Regions from separate parts of the Homo sapiens genome. Here region 2 is linked to region 1. A link is a loop called in an ENCODE intact Hi-C map of the cell type or tissue named here. Cell type or tissue: Caco-2. All regions are shown on one strand. Links, peaks and the distances in the headings refer to the core of each region. The heading gives the core; the rest is flanking DNA. Region 1 overlaps MIR3681HG (MIR3681 host gene). Region 2 overlaps MIR3681HG (MIR3681 host gene).

Region 1 (10,601 bases), core at 4,004-6,503:
CAACCCCAGGTGAATTGGCAGGATCCAAAGACTAATCCTATTTATATTCATCACAGGAGCATAATGTACCAAATACCTGAGAAGAAACAGGATAGGAAATTTTCTGTGTGTATTTTATCTGTGCAGGGAGCATTGGGGTCTATTTTCATTGGCTTTATCCCCCTTTTTTTTACTTAAAACTAATAACAACTGAATATTTTCCACTGGCGTATAAATGGATGTCTCAATTGCAAAGGTGCCGACAGCTCAGTCTTACTTAACTTTCAGTTTAGGTATCCACCCTGCATTGCACAATCATCAAATGAGATATGATGCAATTTTTTTTAAACAGACTTTGCAAAACAAGTATTGAGTAACCAGAATCTCTTTTTCCTTGTATGTGCCTAGCAACCTTGCAGGTCTGTTTGACAGGAAAAATTTGCCCTTGGACAGCAATTCAGAAAGATACTTAAAGGCTGAGAAAAGCATGAGGCTCTGGAGTGTCGCAATCAGTGGGTCAGGCTGATTAACCAAAAAGGAAGTGCTTGGGCTCCCCCGTTGCTCCGCCCCTCTCTGTGTAAGGCAGCAGGGTCAGAGAGAGAAGCCAAATTTATCTGACACATTCCTCTGTTTACTTTGTGGACTGTAGAGCTTGGTGAAAAGCTTTCTCAGATATATATATTATATATAATATATATTATATATATTATATATTATATATATATTATATATATATTATATATATTATATATATTATATATATTATATATTATATATATAATATATATATATTATATTATATATATTATATAATATATAATATATTATATATTATATAATATATTATATATATTATATATTATATAATATATATATACACACACACGTACATATATGTATGTGTATATATAGTATATATGTATATATATAGTATATATGTATGTGTATATATAGTATATATATATGTATGTATATATATAGTATATATATTATTGTTAAAAGAATGATGCAACATTGCAGAAATTTTTGAAAAGTGAAAAATTAATCATGCATCATTTCATCACCCCAACAAATGTGTTTTCGGTTTTATTTATTTCCTTCCAGGCGTCCTCCTCATTCATACATATTTTACACACTGGGACAGAATCCAGGAAACACCATCTGCTGAGCACTATTTGGTCAGAAACTGGACTCAATGATTTAGATTTTTAATCAAATTTATTTCTGACAAAATTCCTCCAAGGTCAAAAGATTGTCTCCATTTTACAGATTAAAATGCAACCACTACCTAAGAAAATATTAGTACCTGCCTGAAGTTCCCGGGTCAAGTCATGAATCTGGGATTCAAATACAGTTTTGTTTGCCCACAGAACCAGTGGTTTATTCTACATCGTCACTCAGCTTTATATTTTTCTTATTTACCATTATATATAAGTATGTTATTTTATGATACTCATCTATATTAATATGTTAATATATGTAATCTAAGTACTAATGATGTGTCACCATTTACTCTACAATATTAAGTTTTGGAGCAGATATTAATCTCAGCCTGCAAAAAATCAATTTTGCAAGAATGTAATTGTATTTTCTGTACATGGGCAATATTCATTTCAAACCTCTGTTTTGCTACATGGTAGAAACTTAATCTCATCAATTGGGGACTTACACTCCTGAAACCTGTAAAATTCCAGAGATTGTTTTTGTGTTCCATGTTCTTAATTAGTGCCATGCTTGGGTAAAAAGCCACGCATGTGGCTTTTATGTTTACCTCTCTCCATTGTAACATCCCCTGGGATGGCCTGATACCCTTCCAACTCCTAGTTATCGGTCCTTAAATGCCACTGCGCATCCTCCTTTGCCCGACTGCAAAGCCTGTGCACTTCCGGCTTAAAGTAGCCACTCCTAGGCCTCTCTTCAGAGCAAGAAACAGGAGTAGCAGGACTGAGTGAATTGGTTTTCCACGCCTTCATGGCTCTGGCTTTCCATGGTCTTGCTTTCTCATTAGTTGGATTCCTATTTACAATGGATCTGCTGCATTTCCAAAGAAGACTCTCAGCCACATGCTACAAAGTTATCAGCAGCGGCTGTGATGATTGGGATGAAACGTGGGATGTGTCAAGGCAAGAGAGGACACTCAAGTGGTGGCTCACACCTGTAATCCCAGCACTTTGGGAGGCCGAGGCAGGCGCATCACGAGGTCAGGAGATCGAGACCATCCTGGCTAACCCAGTGAAACCCCGTCTCTACTAAAAATACAAAAAAAAAAAAAAATTAGCCAGGCGTGGTAGCGGGCGCCTGTAGTATGAGCTACTTGGGAGGCTGAAACAGGAGAATGGCGTGAACCCGGGAGGTGGAGCTTGCAGTGAGCTGAGATCACGCCACTGCACTCCAGCCTGGGCAACAGAGCGGGACTCCGTCTCAAAAAAAATAAAATAAAATAAAATAAAAAAGAAAAGAAAAAAAAAGAAGTGTAGCCTCCTTACAGATGACCAGTGAGTGGATGCATTTTATTAGTTCTCTGGAGAAACAGAAACTATAGGATGAAGATGTAGATATATAAAAATGAGATTTATTTTAAGAAATGGCTCTGATGATTGTGGGGGCTTGGAGAGTCCAAAATTTGATAGGGGAAGCTGGCAGGCTGAAAACGGGAAAGAGTTTCAGTTTGAGTCCAAAGACAGTCTTCCAGAGAATTCCTTCTTGCTGGGAGAAGGGAAAGTCAGTCTTATCAGTCTTACATTCTATTCAGTCCTTCAGTTGGTTGGTTGAGGCCCACTTATAAATGTGGAGCACCATGAGCTTTACTCAAAGTCCAGCATTTTAAATCTCACCGAAAACACCCTCACAGAAACATCCAGAATAATGTTCTATGACATATCTGGGCACTGTGACCCAGACAAGTTGACACATAAAATTAACCATTACAGCATCCCTTGCATGAGCTGGCACCATAAACATAAACAGCAAAAAGGGGATACCTCCCCGAGGCCCCCCCGCCGGGACACCTCCCCGAGGCTCCCCCGCCGGGACACCTCCCCGAGGCTTCTCTGCCGGGATAACTCTCCGAGGCCTCTCTGCTGATTATTCTAATCCACCTTCTCAACTTTTTAGGATTACTCCAAGAAAGGGCATTTTCTTTAATTAAAAAAAAGCAAAGCGATAAACAAAAAAAAAATCCTGTATTTACAGCACATTATTTAATTCATTTGAGAAATATTAACAGTTCCAGGCACTATTCATCTCTATAGATTCACAGGTGAATAAAATCCTATTATTTTTGTCTTAAGGAATTGACTTAACGCAAAGATAGAAAACTAAACAAGAAACAAGAAACACTACAATAATTGCTTAAACTGCAATAATCAAAGGTACTAAGGGACTTTTCCATTTTGGTCTTTCATTAATTTTCCTTTACTGGTTTTCAAGTTAATGTTATGCCACCAGCTGCCCCCAGACAGCCCTAAGAAATGTGCCACTGTGTCGGTGGTGGGGACACCATGGAAGGTGACATGCACAGCTTCACATGGTGGCTGCCCTATGAAGACGTGGGACAAGCAGTATCTTGATTTTAGAAAAAAAAAAAAAAAAAAGAAAAGAAAAGCTGTGCTTCTTCTCAGCCACTGGTTCATTTTTGCCTTAAGGACCAGTTGACTTTACAAGTGATAATATATGTAGTTTTTCTTTGTCTTAGCTATAAAGGAGAGAAAAGACAAATGTGGGTACAATCTGTGGTAACCCTGTAGAACCATATGGCATTCATTCTGCACACTGACTGTGCTCCAGAGTGTCTCTTCTCTGCTCTCTCTCTTACTTTCTCTTTATTCCCTTATTTTTATCACTAGATTTTTAAAAATCTTATTTTAGTAAATGGTCCGCTGACAGCCAACTCAGATCCATTTTGGAAAGACATAGAAAATTATGTAGGTGGATGGATGGATGGATGGATGGATGGATGGATGGATGGATGGGGAGACAGTTTCCTTTCATAGAGTTAAGGAAAATGTCATGGAAACAATGATACTTTCAGGCTTGGTCGAAGAGGATGCATGGCTGTTTATTGGAAGGGAAGGAGGGCAGCTTCTACCTGGGGCAGGTAGTGGGGAGGGATGGGGAAGCTGGATTGCACTAACCTTTGGTGAACAGAGCTAATTAAGTAAGTTACTTAATAATCACATCATCTGGTTAATGCAATTCAGAATGAGTCCCAGATACTCTGGTCATTATGCTGATGGAAAGCTTTTTGAAAAAAAAAAAAAAAAAAAAAAAAAAAAAAGGCCATCTCCCTCTGCTCATCCTGTAATTATCCATTTCTTGCCTACCTCTTGCTGTTTTTGATAAGAGCCATTAGGATAATAATTACAGGCTCAACTAATGTATTAATAACTCTATGGATGTACATTTCTTGATGCCTCTGTGAAAGACTGAAATATGTTAACCTTTTAAATGTCTTCAGTCACAGGCTGTGTCAGACTTTTATTAATGGCCCAGTTCAGCTGCCCAAACTCCAGCTAGCTGCAAGCGCATATGATGTGTGGTAACAAAGCATTTTCATCCTGCTCATGGTCACTTCCCTTTTTAGGAACTTGAAATGAAATACTGTGTTTATCCTGTATATCCTAAGAATGTACGTCAGCTGCAAGCCCTGAAATAGACACAGTTTGCTGCCCTAAATATTTGATTCTTGAGTCAAGTTATTGTAATTGCTAGACATCTTTCTTTAAATATAGAAGGACAGTAGAGCTGTACATTTGAAATAAACATCATGCTCACATATAACACAGTTTCGATTTGATTTTTCAAAAATAATTTCCTCAGGTTTGGTGAGTGCAGTAAATGATGAGATATTTAATTCATCGAAAATCCTACAGCTTTAAGGAGACATGATTAAGACGTCTCTGGGTTATGAAAGGGCATTTCTAGCAGTTAAAAGAATGCAGTTACTACAGAACGGAAACTTCAACACACCCTTTTGTAAAACCATTGTTAATCTGCCATTGCCCCAACTCTATGGCTGCTGTTTCGCTGATAAGTATTTTCAGATTAAAGAGTGAAAGCAAATACATTTACCACAGACAAAAACACATATTAGGGGACCTAACTGCCTTTGAACCGTTTGATAGCTTATCTCCTACCTCCAGGGCATTAAGCTAAAGTTGCAAGGCTGCCTGACACCTGCAGAAATAGCCCTGGGACAAAAATATTTTCAGGTATTCTTGCCTAGTACTTGCTAAAGTTAGAGAACAAAATAAAGGACTCAAAGCTCCTGTGTGTTTATGGCATGCGAGATGCCCATCACTCAGCCTTCTTACCCTCATGTCAGATTTGATCTACTTTTGGACACCAAAATTGAGATTCCAATCTTAAAATTCAAAGCAGTTTGGTAGAGTTTGGGATAGGTAGGTTCATTGAATTTAAACTTCATGGGAGGAGGCATAAATATGGTTTGTTTATTTGAAGGAGTCATAGAAAAAGGAGTTTTCTAATGGTGGTTTAGAAAGTAATAGTCAAAGCTTTAAAATACTCTATATAGCATTGTATAAATTCCTTAATATATAATACATTTAAATATTAAATATATAATATTTATTAAAGTATTAAATATCTATATTCTATACTTAATACTTTAATGTGTCATATTTTATAAATTCCTCTAAGGAAATTATTTATAAAATATTATGTGTTTAAGTATTAAATATACAGTATATATTAAAAATTTATAAAATACACTAACATATATGTATATATACACACACACACATACACACACCAAGATAAAAAGAAAGAGAGAGTGCACTCACCTGGGACCAGCTTGACAAAGCCTGATGAGTTCTACCAATTTATGTCCAATACTCCTCTTTTTTTCCATCATCAATTTATGAAGTTAACAAATATTTATTGACACTTACTACTTATCTAGTGCTGTGCAAGTTGCTCAAAATATAAAGTAGATTAAGACAAGCATTTTCTGCCAAGTTTGCACAAACAAATGCAAAGAAGACTGAAATTTCTTGAGAGAGGACCGATGATGAAAGTAAACAGAGGACCTCCAAATGCTCCAAGAATGGGCACCATCCCCCGGCTGAGTGGGGAAGAAAGGAGAGCACCAGAGGCTGCTGCCTGAGAGGGTATTTGCGATTGTTTCTCATGGTATTTGCTATCCCTTGTTGTTTGGATATAACAAAGGCAGAGGCATGTGTTAACCACGCTTCTATGTTCATGGCTTGCTATCAACAAGTGCATGTGGAAGGTCCCAGTCCTATTTTTGTTTGTTAATGTATTTGTTTATTTACTTTTTGAGTTCCCTTTCTCACCATTTCTTACTCCTAATTCTCCTATCCCCACTATCAGCAACAATTCTATTCTGATTAATGTTGACGTCTGTGTGTCCTTATACACTGTGTGTGCTATCATTTTTTAGGCATGCATCTTAATTCCTGTAAGTGGCATTTTTTATATCCCATTATGTTTCTTTTTCACCACACACTATGTTGTTAACGTCCAGCCATCAGCCACATACTCATTACTTCCAATTGCTGTATAATAGTCCACCTTTGTCTATGCACCAGAATAATGAGGGGTGCACAGGTGTTCTCCAACTCTACCACCATGCATGTCCTTGTGAGGTCCACTGTTAAAGCATTTAAGAATTATGCCATTATTTTTTTTTTTTACTAAAAACAAAGTATTCAGTATTTTTAGCATGTGCCTAGCAGGTAATACAAAGATGTAAAGCCCACAGTCCTTTTTCTCTAGAAGTTAATTGTATAGTTTTTCTCTAGAAGTTAATTGTATAGTTGGAGTGGGAAGGAGGATGTATGATCTATAAATAAGTTACTCTTATAAAAACAGACAAGGGCTAGATCAACAATTCCAAGATGCAGGAGAAGGTAACTGGCATTTGTCAAGCATCTGCTATAGGCTGGGCTTTTTGCTGAGAATTTCCCGAGCACTGGAAAATTTCTCTGGTAAGCATAAAAGGAGGGAGACTTATGGGGGCAAAACCTAAGAAGCCTACTTGGAAAATGCAAGATTTACTCCAGGAAAGTAGAACTTCTTCAAGCATAGATGGGAGCAGGAAGAACATTATGGTCGAAGCAAACCTAAAGAATAAAGGATGAGTGCTCAGAACATGTGGGGCATTGGTGGGGGAGCAAGACTTAGGTCCATTTAAGGAATTCATAGATAGTATGAGAAATGGTGGGCATTCCTTAGAAAGTCATAGCATGTGAATTTAATAATATTTTAAATTATGAATAGAGGTGGTGTCCTGGTATCTAATCCTCTCAACTAATTTGTGCCATGCAATATTCTAAAATCTGTGATTACAGAGATGAACCAAAGAGACTTGGTCCATATCCTTGTGGAATGTAAATTCTACTGGGTAAAAGCAGATGATAAATAAGTTAAGACAGAGCAGATGAATAAATAAGCAAACCAAACACAAAAATATAAGATAATACATGCTAGTTCATAGGCCATTATATGAATTAAAAACAACTGTCTCCTCTAGGAGGACAAAACAGAGAAGAAAAATACCACTCCCACTGCGATGAAAGGCTTGTCTACTCAATACTGCCTCTTACTAATACAAAGAAGATGTTCCTCTAGAGCTCAGGAGGAATCTGTGAGTCAGATTTCAACCCACACTCATCCTCCCAGCCTGCAGCCATTGGCAATGCCCAAACCAAGCAGCCTTGGACATGGACACAAGACAGGGCCTTGTGTTAAAGAAGAAAAAGATGCAGAGGGCAGGTATGTCAGTCAATACGATTGCCTTGCACAAATGGTGATATTTGTCCTGAGATCTCAAAGAAGAGAAGCAACCTTTTATGCAGCATTAAGGGAATGTCACTCCAGACAGAGGAAGTAACAAGGTCAAAGGCTCCAACACAAGTGCTGATACAGTTGTTCCCAGACCAGAAGGGCCAGTGACTGACACAAGAGCAGAAGGTGATACAGAGATAATAGGGGCCCAACTGCAGAAGCCATGCTGTAGCGTTTGGATTTTAAGATTTTACTTAAATGGTATGTGTATGCCGTGCATGTATTTTATTGTAGTTGAAGCTAGGTGGAGGAATTTAATTGAAGAATGGGTTTACAAGAATCTTCAGAATATCTTGGCTTCTACATAAGATAAAAATAAATACATTCAGGTTATAAAGCTCTCATTTATGGAATCAAGATTCTAGATTGCCATAACTGAAGGGGAACTCATATATTATTTAGTTCAAACTTTTTTTATTTAAATAAAAAATGATATCCTATGTAGACACATTAATTTATTCATATATAGATCGGTATATATTGATTTATATAGACATATTAATATCTAGATATACTGATATCTCTATTTATCTATCCATCCCATGTAGATATATTGAAAAGTACCAAGTTCAAAAACTCAAGAATAAAACAAATTCAATTACTTAATCTGTCTATACCCAAACTTATTACGCATATTTGCAAATTTCCATTCTACCAGGTAGTGGACATTTAATTTAAGTCTATTCAGTGGCTCTCCTACCCTCATCCTGGTGCTCTTTCTAAATTAGCAGGCACATACACTGCTCTAAGCCATTGATAGTACTGGAAAGAGCTAATAGGTCCCATCTTCATTGTTGTTTCAGTTCATTCAGGCAGCTACAGCAAAATGCCTTAGAATGTATCATTTATCCCCTGAGTCCCCAAAGTCCATTCATATGCCTTTGCATCATCCTCATAGCTTAGCTCCCACCTATAAGTGAGAACATACAATGTTTGGTTTTCCATTCCTGAGTTACTTCACTTAGATTAATAGTCTCCAGTCTCATCCAGGTTGCCGTGAATGCCATCAATTCATTCCTTTTTATGGCTAAGTAGTATTCTATCATATGTAAATACCACAATTTCTTTACCCACTCGATTGATGGGAATTTGGATTGGTTCCACATTTTTACAACTGCAAATTATGCTGCTATAAACATGAGTGTGCAAGTATCTTTTTTTGTATAATGATTTCTTTTCCTCTGGGTAGATAGTAGTGGAATTGCTGGATCAAATGGTAGTTCTACTTTTAGTTCTTTAAGGAATCTACCACTACTTTTCATAGTGGGTTGTACTAGTTTACATTCCCACCAGCAGTGTAGAAGTGTTCCCTGTTCCCCGCATCTGTGCCAACATCTATTATTTTTGGATTTTTTGATTATGGCCATTCTTGCAGGAGTAAGGTGATATCGCATTATGATTTTGATTTGCATTTCTATGATTAGAAGGGGGTGAGGGATAAAACAGTACAAATTGGGGGCAATGTATACTACTCAGGTGATGGATGCACCAAAATCTCACAAATCACCACCAAAGAACTTACTCATGTAACCAAATAACACCTTTTCCCCAATATCCTATGGAAATTAAAAAAAAATTTTTTTAAAGAATGCATCATTTATAAACAACAGAAATTTACTGCTCACAGTTCAGGAGGCTGCAAAGTCCAAGATCAAGGAACCAGCAGATTAGATGTCTGATGAGGGTCTGTTTCTCCTAGGAGGCACCTGCTATGTGTCCTCACATGGCAAAAGGGAAGGGACAAGCTCCTCTGAGCTCTTTTGTAAGGAAACTAATGCCATTATAAGGAACCCAATTACTTCCCAATTATCCCACCTCAGTACTATCACACTGGAAATCAGGTTTCAACATATGAATGGGGGTGGTAGAATACAAACATTCAGAGCGCCGCAATTGTCATTGGCCCTTGCCCTCTCTCCATACTGGCATAAGTGACAATGTGCTTGTTCTTACCCGGTGAGAGCCCTGTTGTCTGCTCGCTCTTGGATTCTATCTGAACAACTCTTAGGCCCAGAGAAAATATTTTGTATTTTCCCATGTCACTCCGGGCAAGTAGATTTTATAAAACTGATCTGGAGCTTTCTGCCTCAGTAAACCCGTCTGATATTCTTTCTCTGACCACCTCATTCACAGGGAAAATCAAGGCCTTGCCCTCTTTTTGGCCTTTGGCACTGACTCTCTTCTACCCTCAGTTACTCAGTTCTTCTCAAAGACGCTTCATCCATTCCTCTCCTGGGAATCCCCAGCTTCTCTGCCTTCATCCTTCTTCTGTTCTGTTCCTTCCTATCTTTCCAGGCCAGGCAATCTGTATCTAATAATTGACCGAGAGGATGACGAATTATATCTAACCAGCTAAATACCATTCTGAATCTTTTTTTTTAAATTTGAGACAGAATCTCACTCTGTCACCCAGGCTGGAGTGCAGTGGCACAATCTCAGCTCACTGCGAGCTCCGCCTCCCAGGTTCACGCCATTCTCTTGCCTCAGCCTCCCGAGTAGCTGGGACTACAGGCCCCCGCCACCACACCCAGCTAATTTTTTTGTATTTTCAGTAGAGACGGGGTTTCACTGTGTTAGCCAGGATGGTCTCGATCTCCTGACCTCGTGATCCGTCCACCTCAGCCTCCCAAAGTGCTGGGATTACAGACTTGAGCCACTGCGCCCGGCCCCATTCTGAATCTTTTCTTTTGTCCCTAGGTCACCTAGATCTTTTTCTCTCTGCATTCTGCTGGAATAGAATTGGCTTCCTAGATGCAGGAGGTCAATAGGCTAATGGGACATATTCTTGAAAAAGG
Region 2 (10,601 bases), core at 2,840-5,339, 63 kb before region 1:
AGGTAAGGGGTTGAGTCTGTCTGGTCTATCCTGTGAGAATTACTAAATTGAAAATCATATCATGAAGGTTGGAGCAGTTCCAGAATGAGATTTGGGTGATTGGCCAGCTGGAGACATGTAATCAGACTGGATGGATAAGCCTCTTTAAAAAGTACAATTCATGACAACTTCACTAGTCCTCCTCTGGACTAACGAATGCCTTTGCATCTCATAGCATTTTACCAGCGTAATAGAGATCTCTAGAATATTTATAGAGAAGGCCAGCCATCTTAACAGTTTAAAATTCTAATGTAATTCTGAAACTTCTTACAGACAAAAATCATGAAAAGTTTGTGAATATGAAAGTTATATCAAATTATAGAAGAATTATTTTGAAAGAAGTTCACATAATCAATATATATGCCACGCAGCTATAAACAAGAACACTCATGGTTAGAGATATAACATCCTATTGGAAAGTTATCAAGTTGTGTCCTAAGGATTTATTTTGAGGCACCCATTTTCGATGAAATGCTTGATACATAATTGCTGTCAGTAGGACAAAAAGAATAGTGTTCAGATTTACTCTCTAAGAAAATTAATACCTTACGCACTGTCTTTCATTGCAGAAAAAGCATATCTTTATAGGTAAAAATATTTTTTTAAAAATAAATTACTTCTGCAAATTTGTCAAAATCAAATAAATAATCACTTTCAATGTCTACATCAAGTGCAATTGGATATGATAGTAATGAAATCTGGAAACCAATGAATTGAATATTGAATCAATGAAGTGTAAACTTTTTGTGTTTCTTTAAACTTATTATTTCCTGTTTACTTAAAAGCAGCCTAAAATGTTTCTGGTTAAAAAAATCAATGTATATTTTAATATGCAATGAAATTTGATTGAATACCAGCAAGTCAGCTAGACCTTGTATTTTTCTTGGCATTATCTGGCACCTATGACTGACACTTGCCAGTGGTCCCTAAGGATCTCCTTGCTCTTTGGACTTCCCTCTTTCAGGTTTTCTTCTGGTTTTGCTATGGCCCCAGAAATAGTACCCAGAGACACTGGAATTATCTGTCAATTTCCTATGACCCTTATTTCACATTGCACCATGACTTTTGGATAGCTATGTTCAAGCTTTCCTCCTTGTAAGTAAGTTCTTTAAAAACAAAATAGATTTCTTAAATTCCACCAGAAGAAACTTAATGACTAGTATTTGAATAAATATCTAGCAATCTGGGTTTTGTTTGTTTGATTGTTTATTCTGGGATAAACTTTTGCACACATTACATCTTGACACCAATAACATTTAGAAGCATCTTACAGTTGCCATATAGCTACATTTCTCCTGCTGGCAAGAAGTTGCTTAATATTCTAGTAGCATAATAGGAAAATGACAGGTCTTTGATGTTTCAGTCAACAACCAGTTAAGGACTACTTGAGGAATAAACATGAATTCTGGTTGCTGTCTCAATACTTTTTTTGACACCTTTTTGTAAGATCAAGAATCTGCCAGCATTAAATGTTGCAGACTTGATATAATTGACTTGGAAACAAATTTCTTGAAGCAATTGTGGAAAGTTCTTGATGGCACAGAAGATAATAATTTGTGGGGAAAGAAATGGACATCAACGACTAAGTTGAAAATTATTTCAGACAAGTGGCTTTGAGTATGAAATACTTTGAGGATCACTTAACCAATGAACCTCAGTTATATTTTCTTTTTAATATTTGGTTAAGTGGTATGAGATTAAAAACAATGTCTCATATGTCTAAAAGAACTCTTTCAATAAATATAGAATAAAAATTCTGTTACAAAAAGCATTGTCTTATAGCTCAATTGCCAGCAGATAATAAATTGCATTTTCTTTTTTAGATGTACATTAAAAATGGTGCATTAGAGGCTTCAGAATGTAGTATTAATCTGAGAGCAGAAAATTTAATGATTTAAAAAGTTTCAAAAGTATTTTTTAAACAAAATTTTTTTAGCCCCTGTTATATACCTGTAAGTCACCATGCTAGTCCTGATGAAAGTGTGGGCAAATTGTCCAACAAGTAAGAAGAACCTTATGATGTAATGGAGGAAGAAGTGAGACTGTACATAAATACTCTTAATAGCATGAAAATGGCGAGTGCTTTTCAAACATCCATCTAACTATGTACTATGAAGACTCCAAAGACAGGAAAGATGATTTCCAACCTGAGATGAGGAAAAAAGCCATCTTGAATGTTATTAGAGCTTGGTATACCATATGGGCAGGATGTTGACATCAATGATGGTGGAAGCGGTATCATGGGGAAGAAGATATCACCCTTGCAGGTATGTTGTTGAGTAATAAGTAGTTTGACCAGCCTACAACTTATGGTCCACAAGGGTAGGCAGTGGGACACACGGTAGAAGCAGAGCAAGCTCTCTCATAGGGTGTCTCCAATGCCAGGTTACCAGGTCATGGCACTTGGACTTCATTGCACAATCAATCAATTATAAACCACTGAATATATTTTACATAATAAATAAATCTGACCATGATTTGATTATGTTCTAGGAATATACTTCTGGTATCACAAGTAGGGTGGATATGTGTTGTGGCTAGGGTAGAGGGACGCAGCAAGGTACACAATGGAAGAGTCAGGAAGGAGTAGGAGAGACCTTTGCCCATTTTACAGTGATTTGTAGATAGTGTTGCAACAATACCCACAAGTGCTAATCAGAGGTAAAATCATATCCTATCTGATTGAAGTAAACATCATGACAATGAGTGCCACAGTCATTGTTATAATTTATATTTTTTATTCAAGATAATTATCTCTTTTGAGATTATGGACTAATTTCTGTAATTATACTGTGGGCCCAGACCACTACAATTGCTGATGAAATCAGGAAATTTTGATTGATAGTTGGGGAGTGAGGAGTTTATTCACAGTTTATTCTCCACTGTGGCAGCCACCAGCCAAGACAAGAAACTGAATACCGTCTCCACAGTCCTAGCTCTCAGAGTCGTGACTCTTTAGCATGGGAGAGAGAGAACTAGCAGGGTGAAAGACACACACACACGCACACACACACACACACACACACACACAGAATTATGGATATAAAAAACATGAGAATCAAGAAGAGTTTTTTTTTTTCTCTGTCGTTTAATGTAGAGCAAAAGCTAGAAAGAGGTAGAAAGAACACAGATTTTGTCACTTGCTACGGTTGGGTTCCATTCTGACCATGTCACCCTAGGCAAGTGATTTAACCAGGATCTCTGAGCCTTGTTTTGTTTATAACTGTATAGCAGGTCTGTCGTGCTCACTTAAAATTATTTTTCTGGAGAGAGGAAAAGTTTCCTCACAGCAAAGACTTGACTTGAGGTTGGTCTAGGTGCCCTATCACGTGCCAGGCACTCTACTCTATCCCTCACAGACTTTCCAGCAAACACCTTCAAGCCAACACGTCTAGGAGAGTGGGTCGGCCAAGAGTCACTGAACATTGGGTGTTTTGGTGAAGCAAAAAGAAGAGGCTCCTGGCATGGACAGATTCAGCCTGGACACGCATAGGGTATGTTTGACCCTAGGCCAGTCACTGGCTTTCTCTGAACCTGAGACAGTTCATACGTAAAATAATTACAATAGAATTGTTATTGGGATTCAATCAGACTGTCATGTCTGCACATAGTAGGTTCTCAGCCCTGTTCGCTGTCTGCCCAGATACCCCTGTTGTGCTGAGAGTTTTCGCTGTCAGCCTGCGGCATAAGCCAGCTCTCACACTTTCCCTCAGCTAGTCTGCTGTGTGCTGATGTTATCTCATTCAGCAGAGATAGCTGCTGGGAGCTGACCTTCATTTTTAACTGTCAGTTTCCTTTGAACTGTTATCCCTCAGAACATTGCAGTTTATTTAAAACCAAACAAACAGAATAGACACCGCCCATCCAACTACACTCAGTGTGAGACTCTGTTGTATCTCTTATATTGGAAGTTCTTTGCTGACAGTTTATCTATGGAATTGAACCTGTAGGAGCATGAAGAAGGAAGATGAAGAAACACACACACACACTGCATTCCTCACTTGTTACAAGAGTACATCTTCCAGAGAACAAATGGAAACTTCTGTCTCAGGATCACTTAAGCCTTTTAAGTGTTCCTGATAAATATTCTATTGCATGGTACTTGAACACTTTCTAGCAAAATGATGGATTTAACTTAATCTCAAGCCAGGTTTTGGTACCACATCTTCATGCTGAAAAGTCCTGGAAAATTCAGCTTGGATGACAGGTTCCTTCCATCATATGCCCTTGAGAAGAAACAGCACCTTCAGCCTGTTCACCTGCATGAATCTGGCTGAAATGAGAGTTCCTGTCTTATTCTTAGTTTTATTCTTTTAAGAAGCTGCATCTTCCCGCCCTTATCTCTCTCCAGTGATTCATTTCAGTTTCCCCAGCTGACGCTGAGGATTAATAGTTCATCATCCATTTGAACCCAGGCTCTTCTTATTAGACTCAATCTGTACAAAGTCAGATTCATTTGACAGAGATTTGTTTTTTTATGGATTCGAAACACACACATGCACTCCAGAATTTGTTATTGTGATGCCATATTCCAATGGTTTTAAAAAAATGCTTCCATTCACTAAATTCAGCAAAATATAATGAGAGTTTAATGGGTATCAAGCTCTGTGCTAACCGAATATGTGCAGTGGTGTATTATTTAGGGCTCTCCCAAGAAATAGAATATATATATTTATATAGAACGATATATGTATGATAATATATATGATTATATATGACTAGATGTAATTATTTGTAAATATGCAGAGAATATATATAGATATATATGGGATTATATGTAATTCTATATAAATTACCTATATATAGATGGAATATATATATTTATATATAAACATATAGGATATATATAATTATATTTATAAATATACAGGAGATATGGAGACAGTCAGGGGAGAGAGAGAGATTTACTGTGACAAATTCCCTCATGAGGTTACACAGGCTGAGAAATCCCACTGTCTACAAACTGGAAGCTGGTGGTGTAATTCCAGGCCAAGTCTGAAGGCTGAGACCAGGGAAGCCAAGGGCACAAATTCCAGTTCAAGAACAAGAAGAGACCTACATCCCAGCTCATGCAGGTAGGCAGGAAGCAAAGAGGGCAAAGTCTTCCTTCCTCTGCCTTTTTGTTCTGTTCAGGCTCACAGCAGATTTGATGAGCCCCACCCACACTGAGGAGAGCAATCTGGAAGTGAAAATCAAGTCTTCTAGCCTCACCATGGTTTAAGGAGAGCCTCAAACCGAGTCATCTGATGAATTGGTGAATGCCATGTTGTCTTGGACTGCATGGAAATTCTCCTGGCTGCACCAGGGAAAGTTCCAATTGTTAGACCCAGTGACCAAAGACAGATGAGCATGACATCTCTATAGGGGTTTGTTTAACTGTCTTCAGGAAATCATCTGCCCAAATGTAATTGTCCCCGGGATTTGGTCCATGAGTGCATAAGTCAACTTTGGTGTCTGTCCTCAAAACTATGGATTCAGAATGACTATAGCTCTAGTATAGAAATACTAATATTGGAACTGAACATATGGATTGATAAGAGGCCTATGCAAAACTTGAAGTGCCTACTAGGGAAGGGGTGAGCATTTCAATATTCAGGACTTGAGGGAACTGAATCCCAGTTCTAATGCTGCTGCCTATCCACTATTTTACCTTCTTGGTGAAGAATTGGCCCTCTTTAGCCTTATTTTCTTCTCTATAAACTGGAATATTTGGCCAAATAGCATCAGAATACTTTTACCAATATGAATGCCTATGTTTTTATTTTATAATTAAAAAAAACACAAGAATAATAATTACTGTGATATATTTGACTCTGAAGATTTATTTGTGTATTTACTTACATTGGAGGCTTTTGTGAATTTGTAGACAGAAAACAATTAGTCAGAACATCCTCCAGAGAGCCAGTGCAGTGATGGCCAAAGAATACAGCCTATTAACCATAAAATCCCTAGAAGAAAACCTAGGCAATACCATTCAAGACATAGGCATAGGCAAAGACTTAATGACTAAAACACCAAAAGCAATGGCAACAAAAGCCAACACTGACAAATGGGATCTAATTACCCAGAATCTACAAGGAACTTAAACAAATTTACAAGAAAAAAAAAAAAACATTAAAAAGTGGGCAAAGGATATGAACAGACACTTCTCAAAAGAAGACGGTTATGTGGCCAAACTTATGAAAAAAAGCTCATAATCACTGGTCATTAGAGAAAAGCAAATCAAAACCACAGTGAGACACCATCTCACACCAGTTAGAATAGTGATCATTAAAAAGTCAGGAAACAACAGATGCTGGAGGTGATGTGGAGAAATAGGAATGCTTTTACACTGTTGGTGGCAGTGTAAATTAGTTCAACCATTGTGGAAGACAGTGTGGCAATTCCTCAAGGATCTAGAACTAGAAATGCCATTTGACCCAGCAATCTCATTACTGGGTATATACCCAAAGGATTATAAATCATTCTACTATAAAGAAACACATATACCTATGTTTATTGCAGCACTTTTCACAATAGTAAAGACTTCGAACCAACCCAAATGCCCATCAATGTTACACTGGATAAAGAAAATGTGGCACATATATAACATGGAATACTACGCAGCCATAAAAAAGAATGAGCTCATGTCCTTTGCAGGACATGGATGAAGCTGGAAACCATCATTCTCAGCAAACTAACACAGGAACAGAAAACCAAACACCACATGTTCTCACTCATAAGTGGGAGTTGAACAATGAGAACATATGGGCACAGGAAGGGGAACATCACACACCGGTGCCTGTCAGAGGGTGGGGGACAAGGGGAGGGATAGCATTATAAGAAATACCTAACGTAGATGACGGGTTGATGGATGCAGCAAACCACCATGCCACATGTATACTATGTAACAAGCCTGCACTTTCTGCATATGTATCCCAGAACTTAGAGTATAATATAAAAAATGCAGCCTATTTAGAAATTAATAATTAGAGGTTGTGACTTCTGATCTTAAGGACAAACATTAGGGGGAAGGAAATTCTCAAGAATAAAGTGGCTTATAATGATATCTTGTTAATATAAGATGTAACCACATATTCTGAACCAAAACTTGGAACACAGTACTTAATAATGAAACAATTATTTGCTATTTAGGCTGTTCTCAAAAATCCAGGATATGTCCTTTACATTTTCAGAGTTGATAACATTATAATAAGAACCTACACTAGGCCATGCAATTTTCTAAATGCTGTAATAGTTTTCTTTAATCCATGCAACAAACACTATTTTCAGTATACAGCCAAAGAAATGGAAATTCCTGGAGGTGTTGTGACTTGCCTGAGGTCACACAGTTACTTGTATCAGAACTGCTGTTTGAAGCAAGATTTCCTTGAAACCAAAACTTCTCCTTATTCTGATTTAGGAACTTCCAGTATCTGAAAAGAATAATTTCATAAACAAAAAATAAGTAAAAGGATGGAAAAGAAACCTTGCCTAATTGGACAGTGATCTCGAAAGAAACGGAGAATGAATTCAGAATACTCTGGTGTCAGAGGGCTGCAGTGGAACCCAGAAAGGTCTGTGGAGACACCCCAAAGAGCGATGTGGACAGGCTCTGGCCACTTTGGTCCTGATGCAGCAGTTGTCTTAGTCTATTTTGTGCTGTTATAACACAATACCTGAGACTGGGTGATTTATAGAGAGCAGAGATTATTTCTTACAATCTGGATGCTGGGAAGTTCAAGGTCAAGGGCCCCACATCAAGCAACAGACTTTTTGCCACATCATACCACAGCAGAAGGCAAAAAAGCAAGAGAGCATGCATGAGAGAGAGATTGGAAAGGGGGTTGAACTCATCCTTTTATAAGAAATTCACTCCTGTAACAACTAACCTACTCCCTCGTAAATAGCATTAATTCATTCATGAGAGCAGAGCCCTCCTGACCAAATCACCACTTAAAGGTCTCACCTCTCAATGCTGTTGCACTGAGGATTACGTTTCCAGCACATAAACTTTGGGGGACACTTCCAATCTATAGCAGCAATGTGGATATGGCCCAAGGAATAAAAGATCCTGGTGCAATTGACCAATAGCAATGGTCTATCTAGGCAGTTCAAACGAAAGAAATCTCTTTCCTCATAGCTACTTTGGGAAACTACAGTAATCTAAAAACAGACCTGTTACACTCTGTGTAGCCTTGCCATCTTCATCTTCAAAGAGGGGATAATACAATATAATGATAGATACTACATGAGGACAAATAAGCAATACCAGTTTGCTTAATGTAAATTATTGTATGCATGCTAGTTGCTGTTGCTTAGATTTAAATATTACTTCAGTATCCAAGAAAGACTAATGGTCATTTTATAATGAAAAAATGCAATTGATTAAATTAAGAATCCAACTGATGAATTTCACAGCAGATTAGACACAAAAGAATATAGAATGAGTGAACTGAAGGACAAATCAACAGAAAAATTATCCAAACTAAAAGATAGAGAGAAAAAATAATGAAAACAACCAACCAGAGGAACAAACAAACAAAAATGGATTAAGAACATCAGACACCACACACCTACAACCATCTGACCTTTGACAAACCTGACAAAAACAAGCAACAGGGAAAGGATTCCCTATATAACAAATGGTGCTGGGAGAACTAGCTAGCCATATGCAGAAAATTGAAGTGGGACCCCTTCTTTACACCGTGTACAAATATTAACTTTGGATGGATTAAAGACTTGAATGTAAAACCCAAAACTATAAAAACCCTAGAAGAAAATCTAGACAATACCTTTCAGGACATAGGCATGGGCAAAGATTTTATGATGAAATTGCCAAAAACAATTGCAAAAAAAAAATCAAAAATTGACAAATCAGATCTAATTAAACTAAAGAGCTTCTGCGCAGCAAGAGAAACCATCATCAAAGTGAACAGACAACCTATAGAATGGGAGGGAATTTTTGCAATCTATCCATATGACAAAGGTGTAATATCCAGAATCCACAAGGAGCTTAAGCAAATTTACAGAAAAAAAAAATTGAAAAGTGGGCAAAGGACATGAACAGACACTTCTCAAAAGAAGACATACATGTGGCCAACAAACATATGAAAATAAACTCAACATCACTGATCATTAGAGGACTGCAGATCAAAACCACAATGAGATACCATCTCATACCAGTCAGAATGGCGGTTATTAAAAAGTCAAGAAACAAGAGTTGAGAGGTTGAGGAGAAATAGGAATGCTTTTACACTGTTGGTGGAAACGTAAATTAGTTCAACCATTATGGAAGACAGTGTGGCGATTCCTCAAAGATTTAGAATCAGAAATACCATTTGACCCAGTAGTCCCATTACTGGATATATACCCAAAGGAATAGAAATTATTCTATTATAAAGATGCGTGCACACGTATGTTCATTGCAGAACTATTCACAATAGCAAAGACATGGAATCAACCCAAATGCACATCAATGATAGACTGGATAAAGAAAATGTGGTACATATACAGCATGGAATACTACGCAGCTGTAAAAGGAAAGGAGATCATGTCCTTTGCAGGGACATTGTTGGAGCTGGAAGCCATTATCCTCAGGAAACCAACACGGAAACAGAAAACCAAACGCCGCACGTTCTCAGTTATAAGTGGGAGCTGAACAATGAGAACACATAGACACAAGGGGAGGAACAAGACACACTGGAGCCTGTTGGGGAAGGGTGGGTGGGGGATGGGAGAGCGTCAGGAAAAATAGCTAATGCATGCGGGGCTTAACACCTAGGTGTTTGGTTGATAGGTGCAGCAAACCACCATGGCACAATTTACCTCTGTAAACCTGCGCACCCTACACATGTACTCCAGAACTTAAACAAAGAAAGAAGAAGGAACAGATTTTTTTTAAAAAGGGAAAGATATGCAGGACACGCTCAGACATGTTTACGTATGTGTAACTGGAGTCTTAGAAGGATGAGAGGAAACAGATTAGAGCAATATTCAAACAGATGATGGCTAAGGATTTTCCAAAATTGATAAAAGACAGTCCGAATATTCAGGAAGCTCATCACCTTTAAGCTACAAAAATACAAAGAAAATTAATCATCATCTAGAATTTAATGGTCAATTAAAATATTCCTGAAGCATATAGATAAAATAAAGATGTTTTTGGTAAACAAAAGCTGGAAAAGTGTATCACCTTACAGAAGGAAAATAGTTATTGATGGAAACATGAAAATGTATGAGGGAATGAAGAACACAGGAAAGGGTAACTATGGAGGTAGAGGAATTAATATTGGCTATAAAAAATGCAATAACTTGAATGTCCTGGGAATTCCAATGAAAAGGCCTAACAGTCACTATTATTCAAGGCAAGAGTGTGCAAAGGACATTAAAGTGCCCTAAGTCTCTAGCAGGAGTATGAAAGTAGTAAAAGTAATAATTTGTGTTAGACAGCGATATCTCAAGATGCATGGTATAATATCTAGGTATCCACTAAAAGAATAGCAAAGGAATGCATAATGAACAAGTTAGCAAGAGTAATTTCCTAAAGTTAGATGGAATAAAACTGTGGATAAATAAACACC

The links. Hi-C counts contacts between places; a loop is a spot of excess contacts. Peaks named below come from ENCODE experiments on the same cell type or tissue, not always from the same donor. Only the 100,000 strongest peaks of a DNase experiment are listed, where the experiment ranks them.
Region 2: it touches region 1 in a loop (14-fold over the local background); 10 of 110 quality-filtered maps call a loop at or near these places.

What each region holds. Positions count from the first base shown.
Region 1 is chr2:12,446,325-12,456,925 of GRCh38, reverse strand. The region is part of intron 4 of MIR3681HG (MIR3681 host gene); the gene reads right to left. LOC105373431 (a long non-coding RNA gene) reads left to right here. Exons shown (of 3, transcript XR_922805.3): 2 at 7,493-7,734. Among named protein-coding and RNA genes, the nearest start is that of MIR3681, 250 kb to the right of the region's middle. In Caco-2, for the core only: no CTCF peak of the experiment used is centred there; a DNase peak (open chromatin) is centred at 5,075.
Region 2 is chr2:12,508,142-12,518,742 of GRCh38, reverse strand. All of the region lies in intron 4 of MIR3681HG (MIR3681 host gene), which reads right to left. Among named protein-coding and RNA genes, the nearest start is that of TRIB2, 200 kb to the left of the region's middle. In Caco-2, for the core only: no CTCF peak of the experiment used is centred there; a DNase peak (open chromatin) is centred at 3,802.